Regions from separate parts of the Homo sapiens genome. Here regions 2, 3 and 4 are each linked to region 1. Evidence: chromatin contacts called from ENCODE Hi-C or POLR2A ChIA-PET data. All regions are on one chromosome and are shown on one strand. Each heading gives the region's core, a stretch centred on a gene start or an enhancer-like site at or near the end of the contact. The rest is flanking DNA. Distances are from core to core; before and after follow the strand shown.

Evidence for each region. Hi-C counts contacts between places; a loop is a spot of excess contacts on that map. ChIA-PET counts read pairs that join two places held with the same protein, here RNA polymerase II (POLR2A). Pooled maps may share reads with other maps.
Region 2: a loop to region 1 is called in a map of CD14-positive monocyte, with 6 times the contacts of the local background. The contact joins the promoter of MRPL44 here to the enhancer-like site in region 1. A Hi-C loop is called at or near these places in 2 of 168 maps with a recorded cell type or tissue (CD14-positive monocyte and PC-9) and 4 of 50 pooled maps.
Region 3: a map of ascending aorta shows a loop between it and region 1 (2.3-fold over the local background). The contact joins two enhancer-like sites. A Hi-C loop is called at or near these places in 2 of 168 maps with a recorded cell type or tissue (ascending aorta and chondrocyte) and 5 of 50 pooled maps. POLR2A ChIA-PET finds 5 or more read pairs at or near these places in 1 of 52 experiments (A673).
Region 4: a loop to region 1 is called in a map of endothelial cell of umbilical vein, with 7 times the contacts of the local background. The contact joins two enhancer-like sites. A Hi-C loop is called at or near these places in 5 of 168 maps with a recorded cell type or tissue (Caco-2, IMR-90, OCI-LY7 and 2 more), 3 of 37 single-sample maps with no recorded cell type and 7 of 50 pooled maps. POLR2A ChIA-PET finds 5 or more read pairs at or near these places in 1 of 52 experiments (OCI-LY7).

The regions. Positions count from the first base shown.
Region 1 is chr2:223,457,914-223,462,579 of GRCh38, forward strand. No RefSeq gene overlaps it. Among named protein-coding and RNA genes, the nearest start is that of SCG2, 140 kb to the right of the region's middle. Within about 2 kb of position 2,963, at least 5 of the 41 ENCODE cell types and tissues checked have a DNase peak (open chromatin) inside an H3K27ac peak, as active enhancers do; they include A673, CD14-positive monocyte and PC-9, where a contact is called at or near this core.
Region 2 is chr2:223,955,536-223,959,665 of GRCh38, forward strand. MRPL44 (mitochondrial ribosomal protein L44) reads left to right here and starts at 1,928. Exons shown (of 4, transcript NM_022915.5): 1 at 1,928-2,116; 2 at 3,999-4,130. The coding sequence starts at 1,938. RefSeq lists a silencer at 1,703-1,772 and an enhancer at 1,843-2,012.
Region 3 is chr2:223,725,893-223,730,112 of GRCh38, forward strand. No RefSeq gene overlaps it. Among named protein-coding and RNA genes, the nearest start is that of AP1S3, 110 kb to the right of the region's middle. RefSeq lists enhancers at 1-602, 298-965. Within about 2 kb of position 1,764, at least 5 of the 41 ENCODE cell types and tissues checked have a DNase peak (open chromatin) inside an H3K27ac peak, as active enhancers do; they include A673, where a contact is called at or near this core.
Region 4 is chr2:223,858,952-223,863,299 of GRCh38, forward strand. No RefSeq gene overlaps it. Among named protein-coding and RNA genes, the nearest start is that of AP1S3, 24 kb to the left of the region's middle. Within about 2 kb of position 2,565, at least 9 of the 41 ENCODE cell types and tissues checked have a DNase peak (open chromatin) inside an H3K27ac peak, as active enhancers do.

The DNA of each region.
Region 1 (4,666 bases), core at 1,713-4,212:
TGGGATATTGCTGGTGGGCCCCTGCTTGAGTCATGGGAGGACACTTGTCAAAAGTATCGATACCTTGGCCTCACCCTAGACCTGCTGCGTTAGACCCTCTGGAGGCAGCTTTAGGATTCTGTGATTTTAATGAGCTCCCCAGGTTATTCTGATGCACAGCCAGCTCTTGCAACCACTGCATTCAGCTTCAAGCCCTGATGGTTTACCTTTCTGATATATATGGTATGATATATAGAAATTTCAAATTATATGCCTCTCAGTCTTTTCCTTACTCTGACAGGAAAAAAAAGGAAAACCACATTTCAATTCTCATCAAAAGGACTTTATCTTTTTCCCATAATTCTGACAGAATATGATTCCTTATATGTCTGTCTTAGTTTGATGGAATCGACTTTAAGTCTTCAAGTCATAATAATATGAAAGACAGGTGTTTTTTATTTGTTTGTCTTATTTTGACAGGATCAAACTGTAACTTCAAGAATATTATTTTGAGAAAGAAACATCGTGGTAGCCAGAATGTTTTTGCTGTTAGAATTTTTAAAAAATGAAGATCATTTATTGAATGCTTCATGTATGCACAATCATGCTGCAAAGTAATATATACTCCTCATTGAAATTTAATTTTCACAAAAATATTGGTGCCTTAAAATTTTTACTCTTTCCTTTCAATGATAGCCTAAAAACTTTTATTTTAATAACTACATTAATGAATAAATTAAAAAATTTAACCCAAGAAGCTGTAAAGAAGAATAGATTCTTGAGTAATTGTGAATTCATAGTCTTCATTCTAGTTATTTTATATATGTGAAAACTGAGTGATAAAACCTGCATTCAAGGCTTTAAATTTAGAACTAAAAAGGAAAGCTGCTGCCCAGAGGAAGGACTTACTATAGATAATTACTTTATAAGGTAGCCTCTATTCGATGTTCCAATTTCATATTTTTTAAAGCCAAATATAAAGTATGTATCACATCTAAGCCTCTTTGCAATTCTGTATAAAAATACTTTTTTAATTAAAATGCGGAGAGATGGTATACAAAGCAGACTGATCACATTTGTTTTTCTCTACTCCATTCCAGAACCTCCTTCTATAACAGCAAAACTATATAATGTATACAATTTTACGCCTTTATACAAAGTCAAGAGAACAGGGTAAAATCCTGCTTGCTGCACATAACGGAAGAAAAGTTAATACCAACGAATCCCTCCTCCAACTACCACAAAGACAAGAAGGATATGCCAATTCACCATAAACTACAATGATGGTGGAGAATAGGTCAGTTTCTCAGCATTGCAGCTTCAGCCCACAAGATTCCTGTATTTCCCCATATGGGACACTCAATGAGAGAGTGAGTGAATGAGAGAGAGGCACTAGATGACAAAACATTTACCCCTGGATTTTTGAGTCACCTTTTTACTTCAAATCCCAGATGACTCTAGCCAAATAAAAGGATAAATATTCTGTGTTGACCTATTTCCCTCAACCAGAGCCTGGGAAAGAATCTAAAATGGTAATTTGGAGGATGCCTCTTGCTGACAACCGAATGATCCTTTAAATTCAATCAGGTCTTTTAGTTATTAAACAATAACATTTGTTTATTATTATTGTTAAATTCACCACCAGAGGGAGCTCATCTTTTCCTGTCATCTAGAGACCAATAGACTACAAAGTAACGACTGTTCTCCTAATTTCAGTATTAAAATATATAATTTTTGCCTGGGATAAATGTTGGAATGTGTGTTTACATTGAGCTATTCTAGTTGTCTCAGAAAGCAGCAGAGAAACTTCAATCAACCACAAATTTGTTCTCCAATTTATTACCTCCTCACAACTTTCCCCAATGAAAAGAGAAAAATAAATCTACCTAGAGAATTACATTTTCCTCATGTACGCCTCTGGAATTTACCACACTTTTCTAATGAAGCATCACTTCAGAATTTTCTAGGCTCTCTGAGTCAAAGCACAGCAGAAGGATCTTTGGAGAAAAACGATTGGCTGCTTGATGTTTGCTAAGTCATTTGAAAGTCTAAGATATCTCAAATGGAAATCTCCATCTGTGGTGACATAAAATACATCTATATTTAATGTTAATAGTCACTAATATTAAGTGTAAATAAGCAGAGAGAAAGATCGTAGGACCCTTATTCACCAAATGGATGTAATCCATAACTAATTTTAAAAAATGAAGTCAATCTTTTGGTAGGGAAGTGAATGATCTCTGAAGGTAAACTAAAATCAAGTCCTAGAAGATGATATTTTAGTTTTCTTTTAGCATCTGCTTGTCAAAAGCAAGAATTTGATTTATTTAAGTCCTTTTTACTGCTAGTAGCAAATATATGCTTTTTAGGAAGCAGGACCATTTTTATATTTTTGAAACTCAGTGAGTCTGCTATACCTGTAAATATTTGAATACTATAAATGACTAGTGCTGAGGAGAAGGATATAGTGTTTCATTAAGTATTTGCTCCATTTTTAAAGAGCCCGTGACCATGGCAACCAGGTGCTGCCAACTGACCCCAATGGCAGCCACACTTGCTGCTTTATCTCAATTGCTACTGGGAGCACACAAGCTTTATAGATTTATTGAATCACATTAGATTATAGGCAATTTTTAAGTGGTTCAAAAGGAGAGGAATAGCTTGTTTTTAATCTAAAGAAGTAGAATTGTTATGCATGCATTATTTCCTGCAGGTAATATTCATACACAATTTAAGGATTTTAAGAAACAAACGAAAGAGATTTGTGGACGAATACGGCAGACAGATCATATGTGCTTATTCTTTGCTCCACCCCAGCACCTCTTTCAATACCAGTTAAAGGACATAAGGTAATAATTTTATGCCTGTCTACAAAGACAAGAGTGCAGGAGAAGAGAAGAGGGAAGGCCAGATTGTCAACAGAATTTTGGAAGTTGGAAAATAGATGGATGAGTCATAACTCATTTACAGAGCAGAAATGTTGAAACCAAACTGTCTGTTGGGGGTGGAGGAAATGACAATAACAAGCAAGCTGATTCATGCCATAGACCCTCAAAGGCACAGTGATAAGAGGGGTTAGAATCTTCTGAATAAGCCTAGGATGTGGAGCTGGGAACACAAGACCTAGTTGATTGAGCACTCACACCCCTAAATTTGCACCCCCAGACACTGAGTAAGGTAACTTTCCTGGAGAGGCAAGCTGAGGGAGCAGTGTATCATAGGGCTGAAAACAAGGGTAATGAGTGGAAATCTGGATACCAAAGAGCCAGGCAGTCAGCTTCCTGCCCCACCCAGCTCTCAAGCCCTGGACTGGATATTGGCTGATTCTTCTTGAGATATAGGCAAGACACTGCTTTCTTATTAATCTCATACTAGTATTAGACTTTTAAACTATATATACATATTTATCACTAAAAAATAATAATAAATTATTAATAGCAGGAAAAAACTGATTTGAATCAGTGCCCCAAGCCATAGAGATTACATATGTGGTATATAGTGAAAAATTTTAACGTGCATGTCGCTACTCAGTTATGCCAAGTGACAGCTTGTTGTTGGACTTATTCTGTTGCCTTGGAATTGGACATAGAGAGCCAAAGTGAGGCTTGAAATACTGAAAGTAACTGCATCCTAAAAAGAGCTGCAAAAAATGAAGATGAGACAACCTCTCCAGAGCTTATAAAGATGTAAACAGATACTGCTACCCCCAGCCACTATGTCCAATACCTATCTTCTTCCTCTCCAATCTCTTGATATGGTTTGGATCTATGTCCCTACCAAATCTCATGTTGACCTGTAATCCCCAGTCTTTGAGGTGGGGCCTAGTGGGAGGTGATTAGATCATGGGGGTGGACTTCTCATGAATGGTTTAGTACCATGCCTCCTTGGTAATGTATAGTGAGTGAGTTCTCACCAGATCTGGTTGTTTAAAAGTGTGTGACACCTCCTTCCACCATCTCTCTCTTCCTCCTTTCCAGCCATGTGAAGCGCTGGCTCCCTCTTTGCCTTCTGCCATGATTGCAAGTTTCCCGAAGCCTCCTCGGTAGCCAAGCAGATGCCAGCATCATGCTTCCTGTACATTCGGTGGAACTGTGAGCCAATTAAAGCTCTTTTTTAAATAAATTATCCAGTCTCAGGTATTTATGTATAGCAATGCAAGAACAAACTAATATGGAAAATTGGTACTGAGGAGTGGGGCATTATTATAATGATACCTGAAAATGTGGAAGCAGCTTTGAAACTGGATAATGGGCAGGCAGAGGTTGGAACGGTTTGGAGGGCTCAGAAGAAGACAGGAAGTTGAGGAAAAGTTTAGAACTTCCAAAAGACTTGTTGAATGGTTGTAACTAAAATGTTGATAGTGATATGGAGAGTGAAGTTGAGGCTGAGGAGGTCTCAGATGGAAATGAGGAACTTATTGGGAACTGGAGTAAAGGTCACTTTTGCTATGCTTTAGCAAAGAGTCTAGTTGCTGTCAGGCCTCTGAGCCCAAGCTAAGCCATCATAACCCCTGTGACCTGCACGTATACATCCAGATGGCCTGAAACAACTGAAGAACCACAAAAGAAGTGAAACAGCCAGTTCCTGCCTTAACTGATGACATTCCACCATTGTGATTTGTTCCTGCCCCACCCTAACTGATCAATGGACCTTGTGACATTCCTTCTCCTGGACAATGAGTCTCAGG
Region 2 (4,130 bases), core at 678-3,177, 500 kb after region 1:
ACCATCATTGAAGGAATATATAAGCAATATCCCTGGCATCAAAACACAAAAGGTTGTGTTCCCCAAGGGTTAAAGTGAACCCTCAATCGCCTCACCTCCTCTTCCTAAGTGTGACTTTTCCCCACCCTTCCACCTGACCTTAACCCAATGAAAACTCGAAAGTTGTTGACATCTGTGAGCTTTGATCAAATTAGGGCTAACAGCAGGTTAAAGGAAAAATCAGGTTTTTGAGGGCTGAAAAACACATTGGCCTTTTTCTTCCTTAAAGTTTTCTGAGCCTGGATCCTGGAACCAAGTCCTCCTCCTATTATGTGTTTATTGAATAAATAGACAAATGTATGAGCAGATTTTAAAAAACTGGTTAATTCCTAAGTTCCATGAAGGGCATTAGTAGAAGAAATCTTTTGAGGACCTACATTTTTTTAATCTGCAAATGATGCTCTCGTTGTTGTATGACTGAGAAACTCTCAACACAGAGACACCTCATTTTAACTTAACATGATTGTGCTACAACTGGCTTAGATTATTTTTCCTAATAAATGAAATTCTACAGAAATGACAGTTCCCTGCATTTTCTCCTAATCCATTTATTGGATTGATGTTCCATGAATTTTCAATACTTTACATACATTGAAACAAGAAGGTCAATCGTAACCTCCTTTCACCCCTTCTTGGAGAATTTCCTTCAACCAGAAATCCATCAGTTTGTTTTTTGGTGTGTGCTCAGCCCCTCTTTTGCTCTCTCCCTCCCCAAAGGGAACCCTTTTATAAGCTGAGATGAACCATTTAGATTCTCCCTTTTGAAATGGTCAAGCTGAGAAACCCAAATTGAGTTCTATGATCCTGGCACTGAAGATTCTCGGGCTAAGTCATAACATGCTTTGTGGTCTGTGTTTCAGAGAGATGAATGTAGGTGAGCTGTGTCTGGGGAAGGGAGGAAGGTACCAGGCCAATTACACTAACCACGGAAAGAGGTGAGGAGAGCCACCAGGTACCTGCAGTGGAAATAAATGGAAAAAGCACTTGGTGGAAACTGCACCGAAGAGGGGGTTTGTCGAAACAAAAACAATCAAAGACATAGGAGTTCAATCTGGGTGACTGCTGGGGACACAGATGCCTTTAACAAAGAGATCACAGAAAGCATTGCCCCTTTGAGGGTCTAGATGTTCAGCAGGCAACTCAAAACTGGGAATTCAAACAAGCCTCCCTTTGTGACTTAATATGTTCTTTTAAAAATTGTACTGTATTAACAGTTTGGTAGGAAAGCAATAGAATTACATTGTTAAAGAGTGTTAACATAAAGAAGGAAGAAACTGTAATTCCCCTATTACCGTTTTATGTTTTTTTCCAGTCATTTTCCGGATGTTTAAAAATATGTACTATTAGATTGCTTTTAAAGAAAAATTTTAATTTTGGATAAGCCAACATTTCTGAGTCTAGGGTTTCCAAAACTAAGGCTTTTGGAGGCGTGCTGGGTCAAAAATAGAAGCTCGGTAAATACTTGCTCAGTAGTGGCCTAGAACACTAAATATAAATTAAAAATGTTTTCTTTTTTTGAGGATTTAAATGTTTCCTTAACCTGAAAGCGAAACAGATTTTTGTTTGTTTTGCTGTAACGAGAGAGGAAGGAACAAGAGAGTGACAGGGTGAAGCAACTTCTCCCAGAAACTTTTGGGCGCAAACGCCCTCAAGTCCGGATCATTGGAAAGTAACTCGAAGAGAGGAGAGAACTAGCGCAAGCGTAGCCTCAAGGCGGCCGCAATCACCCCGCCCCGGGGCTGTCTCCGCCCCTGCCCTCTCTCAGTCGCCCCGCCCCGGGGGCTGTCTCCGCCCCAGCCTTCTCTTCGCGTTCCGCGTTCCGGGTTCCGGGGGAAGTGTGTTACGGGGACACTGGCCCGACTACTTTCGTTCCGTCTTCCATCGTTTTCTCTCGTGCAATGGCGTCCGGGCTGGTAAGATTGCTGCAGCAGGGACATCGCTGCCTCCTGGCTCCAGTCGCCCCCAAGCTGGTCCCTCCGGTTCGGGGAGTGAAGAAGGGATTCCGCGCCGCCTTCCGCTTCCAGAAGGAGTTAGAGCGGCAGCGCCTTCTGCGGTGCCCGCCGCCGCCCGTGCGCCGGTAGGAGCCACCTCGGGAAGAGGTCTCAGGGTGGCGGTCGCAGACACTGGGTCTTCTTCCCGCGGCGTCGTGTCTGCGGCTGATGCGCCCCTGGGTTAAGCCTTAGGAAGTTTGCGATGGAGACACCCGTGAGCTGTGGGCGCGGGGCCTGAGGCAAAAAAAATGGATTTGTGCCGCGGGCGGTAGAGCTTCGGGCTGTTCCCGACGTTTTGAAACTACCATTTAGGATTTTGGCTACTGAAAATTGGGAGAAATGGGGCTAACTGGAGGGTCTTCCTTATGTGGACTTGGATGTTGTAGTCCCCGTTTGTAATGCCTGAGAATTCCGATAAGCGGGAAGAAAGCAGCCCACAGCATCGTAAATTAAGGAGAAAAAAAATTAATCTACAACCTGAATTCTGCTGTCTAGAGTAAAAGGAAAAAAAGTTAGCTTTAGATTTTTGCCCTAATTAATGCTGTTCTGGTAACAGGTTTGGCAGAGAGAGACACAGGTTTTTATAGCTTCAAACCAGATCATACTTTACATAATTTAAATTCCTTCATCTTGCTTTTTCTCTTTAATAATGTGTGTTTGACATGTTGTCATGGTATTACAAAGATATGTACCTCACTCTTTTTTATGGCTCTGTATATATGGGCCTATGAGCTCCATATTATTGCCATTAAAACCTATGTAACAGCGCGTAAAGGGGACGCATGTGTAGTATGAAATTTTGAAAGCTATTAGTACTTTAACATTGCCCTCCAAAAAATGTTGATCCACTTTGTACTCCTACCAGTAGGAACGGTCTTCTAACAGAGAAGATTATAGCAAAAAATAAAATCTCTTCTTAATTCCCATTCCCTTGTTTATTATAAGATTAAGTATTTTAGGCTCTCAAAGGTGGAAGAAACTTTATGGGTTGGACAGATTATATAGGTGTATATGTTATATGTATATCTTACGACTTTCAACCTAGGTTTTCATACTTTGCTTCCCTTTGTTTCTTAAAGGGGTTTTATATTGTGTTACGTATAAGTAATCCAGAGATGACTTAAAGTATACAGGAGGATGTGCATAGGTTATATGCAGATACAGGTATACCTCATACATATTGTAGGGTTGGTTCTAGACCACGACAATAAAACGAGTCACATGACTTTTTTAGTTTCCCAGTGTATACCTAAGTTATGTTTATACTATTCTGTAGTTTATTAAGTGTACAGTAGTAGTGTCTAAAAAGCAATATATGTACCTTAATTTAAAATACTTTATTGCTAAAAAATGGTAACACAGAGACACAAAGTGAGCACATGCAGAATTGCTACAGACCTTCAGTTTGTAAAAATAAAATGCAATAAATCTGTGAAGCACAATAGACCGAAGTACAGTGAAACGAAGTGTGCCTGTACTACACCATTTATATGAGAGACTTGAGCATCCATGAATTTCAGTATCCAGGAGAGTCCTTGGAACCAATCCCCTACAGATATTGAGGGATGACTGCAAATATAACATACTAGTGTTTATGGCTTGAATCTGTGAAATTAACATTTATGCTTCATACTTAGGTATAAAACATAGTATCATGGTTAGAGCAGAAATAAGGAACCTAAAAGTTAGGCTAATGGCTTGGTCTTTTATATTGAAGAACCAATTTCATGTGACAATTGGATCAAAGGGAAAATTAATCCAGTCATATATGTAGAATATAGCAAAGGACTGCCAGTATTTATCTGACTTTAGTCTTAACATTTAGAATATCAACCTGGCATTAAAAAGAAATATAACCTTCTTTCATTTCCTTTATATAATTAATAACATTACAACACAGTGAACAATTTTTATATCACAGTAACAGGTTGTTCTCTTTACCATCTCTTACTGTCTTTACATTTTCAGTTCAGAGAAGCCGAACTGGGATTACCATGCAGAAATACAAGCTTTTGGACATCGGTTACAGGAAAACTTTTCCTTAGATCTTCTCAAAACTGCATTTGTTAATAGCTGCTATATTAAAAGTGAGGAGGCCAA
Region 3 (4,220 bases), core at 514-3,013, 270 kb after region 1:
AAAGTTTAAACTGTCAAACTTGAACTTCACTGTCAAGTTAACTAAAAAACTAGAAACAGAAGCCTTCCTTCCTGTCAAACAATGTCAAATCCTTATTATGAGTTCTTTTTCACTGGAAAATATTGAAAGCATTTCTTTTTTTTCACAGAGTGTTTTATATTGATTTGCATCTTAGTCTGTTTGAGCTGCTATAATGAATACCATAGACTGGGTGGCTTCAACAACAAACATTTATTTCTCATCATTCTGCAGCCTGGCAAGTCTGAGATCAAGTTGCTGACAGATTTCGTGTCTGGTGAAAGCCCTCTTTCTGGTTGGCAAGTGGCTATCTTTTTGTTGTATCCTCACTTGACAGAGAAGGGGTTGGGAGGAAGGAGAGCACACTAATCTCTTTTTATAAAAAACACTAATCCCATCCTGGGGGCTCCATCCTCATGATCAACTCACTACCCGCCAGCGGTCCCACCTCCAACTACCATCACAGTGGAGGTTAGGGTTTCAATATATGAATTTGGGGTTGCATTCCATAACAATTTGCTTACAACATCTCAACAGTGGCTGAGCGTGGTGGCTCATGCCTGCAGTCCCAGCACTTTGGGAGGCCGAGGCGGGAGAATTATTTGAGCCCAGGAGTTTGAGACTGGCTTGGGCAACATAGTGACACTGTGCCTCAGAAAAGGAAAGAAAGAAAGAGAGAAAGAGAAAGGAAGGGAGAGAGAGAGAAAGAGAGAGAGGGAGAGAGAGGGAGGGGGGAGGGGAGGGGAGGGGAGGGGAGGGGAGGGGAGGGAAAATCTCAACAATGACCTTTTCCAGTCTGCCTTTCACATCAGGATTTCCAAGGACTTTCCCAGATTATGCAAAGGGCCATTTCACTGTTCACTGTGTTCGTTATTCAAACAGAGCTTCAGGTATGTCAGGGCACCCACGGGGTACCATCATCCAACAAAGCTCTGACATCCCTGTGCAAATAGTCAAATTTCAAATTTGTCCTTGGAAACTTTTTGGTTGTCACACAATTCAGCCCCCAGGTATTTGTCCTGGGGTCTCCCATGTAAGCTATTCTCTAATTTAGTAAGCCCCTGAGCAGTGTCATCGAATTCATTCTAAATCTTTCTCTTTTCAAGGAGCCTGGATAGCTAATTCACCAGCGAAACCTAAATTGTTTACGACCACCACAAATGGGCTATTTACCTCTGAAGTCCTGATGCAAGTCATATGTCTGGCTACTCCAGCACCTACTAATCACTCAGTTCTTTGAATTTTTATTGCATAAGAGTCCTTATCCCTCTTTTGGGCATTTTTGGATATATTAACTTTTCATTGCATCGTACAATTTGTTTTGCAGCTGTTGAGGGTGATAGATAAACTTACTTAATCACCATCTTAATTTTTGCTTTTGGTTTTTAACTCCGAGTACCCATCGCAATGCCCTAAACTAAAGGTTTACCCAGTAAGAGTTTATTAGGTTGAAATGAACTTACATTTTGGTAATTCTTGGAACTATAGTCTAATGGGATAAATTTAATGGTAGCATTTCAGACGTTATAGCAGATGAGCAGCAAAGATAATTTGAGATTACAAGGACTTTTGGAACCCCCAAACATAGCCACATATATGCTATTGATGTGGAATGCTGGCCCTAATTAGTTTGATGCTGGTCCTGCCCCAATTCAGGCCTCAGTGTAATATTATCACCCAAACTCACACAGGACTGTTCAGTAACAGGAAACCAATTATAAGGTACCAAATTAGAATGCGAGAAGGACTTGGCCTATGAACTCTTACACCAGCAGAGGGCACTTCCTTCTAGCATGCAAGTCGGCTAAGGAAAGCAAATTAGAATGAGAAGATGCCTGATGACTGCTGGATACGAGTTACACAGAGATATTTTCCAATAAGCTATGGAAAGCAAATGAATGGCCCTTTCCTTCTCTAGAAGGATAAATCTTTGCTCACTTGGAATTGGAATCCCAGTCCTTTGGGAAATGCTTAGAGTAAGCTGATAAATTCTTATTCTCTGACTCCCTTTCTAAAGTTTATATGAACCGGCCGGGCACGGTGGCTCACGCCTGTAATCCCAGCACTTTGGGAGGCCGAGGTGGGTGGATCACAAGGTCAGGAGTTCGAGACCAGCCTGGCCAAGATGGTGAAACCCCGTCTCTACTACAAATAAAAAATTAGCCGGGCGTGGTGGCAGGCGCCTGTAGTCCCAGCTACTCGGGAGGCTGAGGCAGGAGAATTCCTTGAACCTGGGAGGCGGAGGTTGCAGTGAGCCAAGATTGTGCCACTGCACTCTAGGCTGGGTGACAGAGCGAGACTTCATCTCAAAAAAAAAAAAAAAGTTTATATGAACCTACATCTTCTGAGTTCCACATTTTCATCTATTTCAAATCTCCTTGTCTTTCCCCATTGTCTTTAAGGGGACATCCCTGTACTGTTATTATTATCACTCATACTGAGACTCTGCCTGTTTTAATCCTGGGGAAAATTTCAATCAAGCGTTTGTCTGATAGCCTTTTAAGTCTTTCTGATATTCAACCCGGAGTCTCCCAAATTCGGGTGTACACCAAGAAAGTGAGGGATTTCTAGGAGTTCATGCTAAACAGATTCAAACTCCAGGCATCTACTGGGGGAAAAAAGGCGGTGTTATAAATAATTATTGTGGATCAGAAATAGACAGATTGTTCTTGGTTATTATAATACAGGGGATTATAATTTGGGTGCAGTAAATCCCCAGATGAAGCATGGGGTAAGTGTTGGAGGCATGCTGGCACTTCGATTTTAGTTCTGTGGAACTCAACTTGTGATGGTAGTAATAATAATCCCAATTACAAAAACTGAGGTACAGAGAAGTTAAATAACTTGAGTAATATCACAGCTTGTGATAAAGCTAAGATTTGAACTAAGTTCAGTCTGGCTCAGAAGTTTCTCTGCACTTCCCGCTGTTATCTTGGGCCCAAGTGTTGCTGCCTCTCAACTCCAGGAACCAGCAAACATATTTCCATGGACTAGCTGTTTGTTTTCGGTAGGTTTTTCATCTCTGTCAACAGTGGTTTTAAAGTAAAATAAGAAAAGTGAGAGTTATCTGCATGAAATATATCTTCAATTTTCTTGAATGTCTTTTCCTCTTGTGTATTTACTTCCTTATCCCATTCCTGAAATAAATCAAGTCAACTAAACTTTGCAACATAGTGTGTATAAGCTGATCTTCCTACCGCCTTGAATGAACTTTCATTTTCTGGCCCCACCATCTGTCCAACGTACTTCCCACTGTGCTTTCTCTCCTTCTTCTCTTCTCAGAGGTCTGAATGGCAATTCTTTAGGGCCCTCGTCTTAGTCCTGAAACTCCTCAGAGGCCGAGGCCACCCCTGGAAGGTTCCTGCTCCAAGTTTCTAGTTTCCAATAATCCCAACATCTTGCCTTTGTGTCCTAAAAGTGACAACTGCTTTATGCTGTCAATGCCTCTGTGATACATCAGGATTCCCTTTTAGCTATTTAAGTTCTCTATCCTGGGCCAGGCATGGTGGCTCATTCCTGTAGTTCCAGCAATTTGAGAGGTGAGATGAGAGGATTGCTTGAGGCTAGGAGTTCAAGACCAGCCTGGTCAACATAGCAAGACCTCATTTTTGCAAAAAAAATTTTTTTTTTCTTTTTGAGACAACGTCTCCAGCTCAGGCTTGAGCGCAGTGGCATGATCTTGGCTCACTGCAACCTCCGCCTCCTGGGTTCAAGCAATTCTCCTGCCTCAGCCTCCCCAGTAGCTGGGATTACAGGCGCCCACCACCACACCCGGCTAATTTTTGTATTTTTAGTAGAGACAGGGTTTCACCATGTTGGCCAGGCTGGTCTCGAACTCCTCTGACCTTAGGTGATCTGCCCACCTCAACCAAAATTTTTTTTTAATCCTTTATTCTGTTTAGCCAATTCTTTATATTAAATTCTGTTAAAATAACTGATATCTGTTTTTATGACAGGATCCTAACTATACAGTAATGGTTATAAGGAATTGGAATTCTCTGCCCTCCTCTGGCTCACATATGTCTTCCTAAGGCATCTGAAGTATGCGATATTCCCTGTTCATCTCAATCCAGTCAGCACAATGTCATCAATGCTGTGGACTAGCATGCTATTCTTTGGAATGTCAAAATAATCAAAATCGCTGCAGATACAATATGGCAGACAGTAAGAGAGCTGACATGGCCCTGTGCATACACTAAGAA
Region 4 (4,348 bases), core at 1,315-3,814, 400 kb after region 1:
CTCTGAGGAAGAAACCTTTAACCTGAAGCCTGAAAGGAGACCAGCCAGGTGAAGGGTGTGGGAGAGACAGAGAGTGCCTGAGACTGAATGGAGGCAGGAGCAGGTGAGAGGAGATCCAGGGGAGGCAGGCCTGCTGGGCTGATACAGAGATGGAATTTTATTAGAAAACAACCTCTTTCTTTTAGCTTATTGTGCAGAATGGCACCCAAACCTCATTAGTCCTCATCAATAAAGAACTCGTGAACAGGACCCTGTTCCTTCCTCTCTCTCTCTCCCTCTTTTGAGACAGGTTCTCACTCTGTCACCTAGACTGGAGTGCAGTGGTGCAATTATATAGCTCACCGCAGCCTCAACTTCCTGCACTGAAAGGGTCCTCCTAACTCAGCCCCCCAAGTAGCTGAAACCACAGGCGTACACCACCATGCCCAGCTAAGTTTTCTATTTTTTGTAAAGACAGAGCCTCACCATGTTGTCCAGGCTGGTCTCAAATTCCTGGGCTCAAGTGATCTTCCTGCCTCAGCCTCTCCAAGTGCGGGGATTACAGGCATAAGCCACCACGCCCAGTCTCATTCTTTTCTCTTTGAATCCTTTCTCAAATGATGTCCCCCCTCCCAGGCCATGGCAGTGGGGTGCTTGCTTACCCGAGCCTCCCTGTGCAACACAGGAAATCATTTTCCTTGGGAGGTGGCTGGGAATGTCTTACATTTTCCATTTCTCCCATTTAGTCTTCATTGAACATTTGACTAGATGGTTCTCTGGCATAAAATCTACACTTTCAGGCAAAATGAGAGTCTGAATGCTCAGAGTTGGATATCTGGTCAAAATGAATCTCCCAGAGCACCACATAAATGTTTTCTTTTTTTCCTGAGACGGAGTTTCACTCTTGTTGCTCAGGCTGGAGTACAATGGCGCGATCTCGGCTCACCGCAACCTCCCCTTCCCGGGTTCAAGCAATCTCCTGCCTCAGCCTCCCAAATAGCTGGGATTACAGGCAAGCACCACCACGTCCGGCTAATTTTGTATATTTAGTAGAGACGGGGTTTCACCATGTTGGTCAGGCTGGTCTCAAACTCCCAACCTCATGTGACTCGCCCGCCTCAGCCTCCCAAAGTGCTGGGATTACAGGTGTGAGCCACCACGCCCGGCCCACATAAACATTTTCTATTTTTGTTCTGGACCTTAAGTACTAAGTTAATAGTCTTACGAGAGGCAGATGCAGATGACTTCCAAGGAAAACCAAGGCCATTTTAGGCCAAGGCATGGCAGTGGAGACCTCCTGTGTTCATTTTGAGTAATAGCTACCAGTAAGAGCCTTTCCCCACCCTCTGACCTAGAGAAAATAGAAGGCATTATGTGGGAAAATGTTCTTTATGAACCAGGGTTATGAATGAAGTTCTTAGAAACTTCATTAATTCATTCTGTAAGTATATTTTGTTGATGCCTTTCCAAACATTTCTATTTTTTTTTTTTTTTTTTGAGACAGAGTCTCACTCCGCCCCGCCTCTACTAAAAATACAAAATACCTGTAGTCCCAGCTACTCGGGAGGCTGAGGCAGGAAAATCGCTTGAACCTGGGAGGCGGAGGTTGAAGCGAGCCAAGATCACACCACTGCACTCCAGCCTGGGCGACAGAGTGAGACTCCATCTCAAAAAAAGAAAAAAAAAAAGATCCCCCTGAGGAATGTTCCTGGGTTCCAGATACTCTTCCTTTCTGGACCTTGATTCTCAGGCCCGCAGCTCCATTGGAGGGTGTCCCCCATGCTGAGCCATCCTGGCCACCCTTGGAGAGTGGGGCCTCATCCACACCTCCAACCCTGCTCATTCAGTCTTTATAGTTCCTTCTTCCAGGAAACTAGGGGGTAACAAGTATTCTAAGGGCTGGGTCAGATAACTGACTGGCACCACCCAGTACTAGCCTTTTGTAAAAACACCTTACATTCTTTTCTTTTCTTTTTTGAGACAGGGTCTCACTTCATTGCCCAGGCTGGAGTGCAGTGGCTTGATCTTGCTCACTGCAGCCTCAGTCTCCCAGGCTCAAGTGATCCTCCTGCCTCAGCCTCCTGAGAAGGTGGAACTATAGGCATGCACCATTACACCAGGCTAATTTTTGTATTTTTTGTAGAGATGACATCTCGTTATGTTGCACACGCTGGTCTCAAACTCCTGGACTCAAGCAATCCTACCACCTCAGCCTCCCAAAATGTTGGGAGTACTGGTGTGAGCCACTGTGCCCAGCCTCACCCTACATTCTTTTTAGGCCACAAACCAGGAACTCAGGATGCAACAACCAGTCTACATATGGCAACTTGCCACTGCGGGGTGAGCTTTGCCTTCCCGGTCACTTCCCACAAAGGCTCCTTCTCCTCCATCTCCTTCCACAGGGCAGCTTCAAGCTCCAGTTCATCCCCATTATCTCCAGTTGAAAGAAGGAAGCAGAAAGAAACCCATATTTATTATCCACCGTGGATACTAGACTAGCTACTTTACATGTCTTAATCTTTACATACATTATATTATTGCACACTGGTTTTGATTTTACAGAAAATAAAACCAGTGAATGTCCACAATGTTTGCATAACTTGCAAGTGTTAACATGACTAGTGAGTAGCAACACTGGAATTCAAACCAAGATAAGTCTGAGGCCAAAGTCCAAGCTCTTTCTACCCTAGGCTGTCATGAACATGTTCCTTAGCCCCTCCTTTTGGCCACCTCTGGGAGCTCAGAATTGCTGGGCAGGCAATAAAAGGATGTGTTTGGGAAAGGGAAAAAGTAGAATTTGAGGACCATTTTTTCACCTATAAAATGGGAATAAAAATAAATTCCTATTTCAAGGAGTTCTTAAAAGGATTAAATAAAATAATCCAGGTAAAGAATTTAGTACTTTGATTGGAAAAGAAAAACAATGTATATTGGGAATTCTTCTCCCCCTCTATCACCTTTACCTTCTCTGCCCTCTCTGGACTCAGGTGCTCACACAATAAAAGCAGTAACACTAGGCCATTTGGAAAAGGAGAGAGCAGCCTGCTTGTAAAGAAAGGTGACCAACTTTGTATCCAGACAGGCTTGGCCTCAAAGGAACACAACCTAAAATCATAGGCTGACAGCAAATATATATATATATATTTTTGAGACAGAGTTTCGCTCTTGTCACCCAGCTGGAGTGCAATGGCACGATCTTGGCTCACTGCAACCTCCACCTCCCAAGTTCAGGAGATTCTCCTGCCTCAGCCTCCCAAGTAGCTGAGATTACAGGTGACTGCTACTATGCCTGGCTAATTATTGTATTTTTAGTAGAGACAGGGTTTCACCATGTTGGTCAGGCTGGTCTCAAACTCCCGACCTCATGTGATTCGCCTGCCTCAGCCTCCCAAAGTGCTAGGATTACAGGCATAAGCCACCGTACCTGGCCTTTTTATTTATTTTATTTTATTTATTGTATTTTATTTTTTGAGAGAGATTCTGTCACACTCTGTTGTCCAGGCTAGAGTGCAGTGGCACAATCTTGGCTCACTGCAGCCTCTGCCTCCCGGATTCAAGCGATTCTTGTGCCTCGGCCTCCCATGTAGCTGGGATCACAGGCATGTGCCACCATACCTGGCTAGTCATTTATTTTTTAATATGCAATGGAAAATATTTCTGACACACACAGACTGTATTAGTCCATTGTCTTTCTCTTTCTTTTCTTTTTCTTTTTTTGAGACGGAGTTTCACTCTTGTTGCCCAGGCTGGAGTGCAATGGCACAATCTTGGCTCACTGCAACCTCTGCCTCCCAGGTTCAAGAGATTCTCCTGCCTCAGCCTCCCAAGTAGCTGGGATTACAGGCACACGTCACCATGCCTGGCTAATTTAGTATTTTTAGTAGAGACAGGGGTTTCTCCATGTTGGTCAGGCTGGTCTGGAACTCCTGACCTCAGGTGATCCACCTGCCTTGGCCTTCCAAAGTGCTGGGATTACAGGCGTGAGCCACAGCGCCTGGCCAGTATTAGTCCATTTTCATACTGTTATAAAGAACTACTTGTAGCTGGATATTTCCACAAGGTGGCAGGAAGGAGAAATGCCAAGCGGAGGAGGAAGAGCCCCTTATAAAGCCATCCGATCTCGTGAGAACTCACTCACTATCACAAAAACAGCATGGGGAAACCACGCTCATGATCCAATTACCTCCACCTGGTCTCTTCCGAGACATGTGGGAATTACAGGGATTACAATTCAGATGAGATTTGGGTGGGGACAAAAAGCTTAACCATATCACAGACTAAAAACATAATCATCTCCCAGGCATTCTTCCTTAAGAAATTTACGGAGGCCGGGCTCACTGCAACCTCCACCTCCCGGGTTTAAGAGATT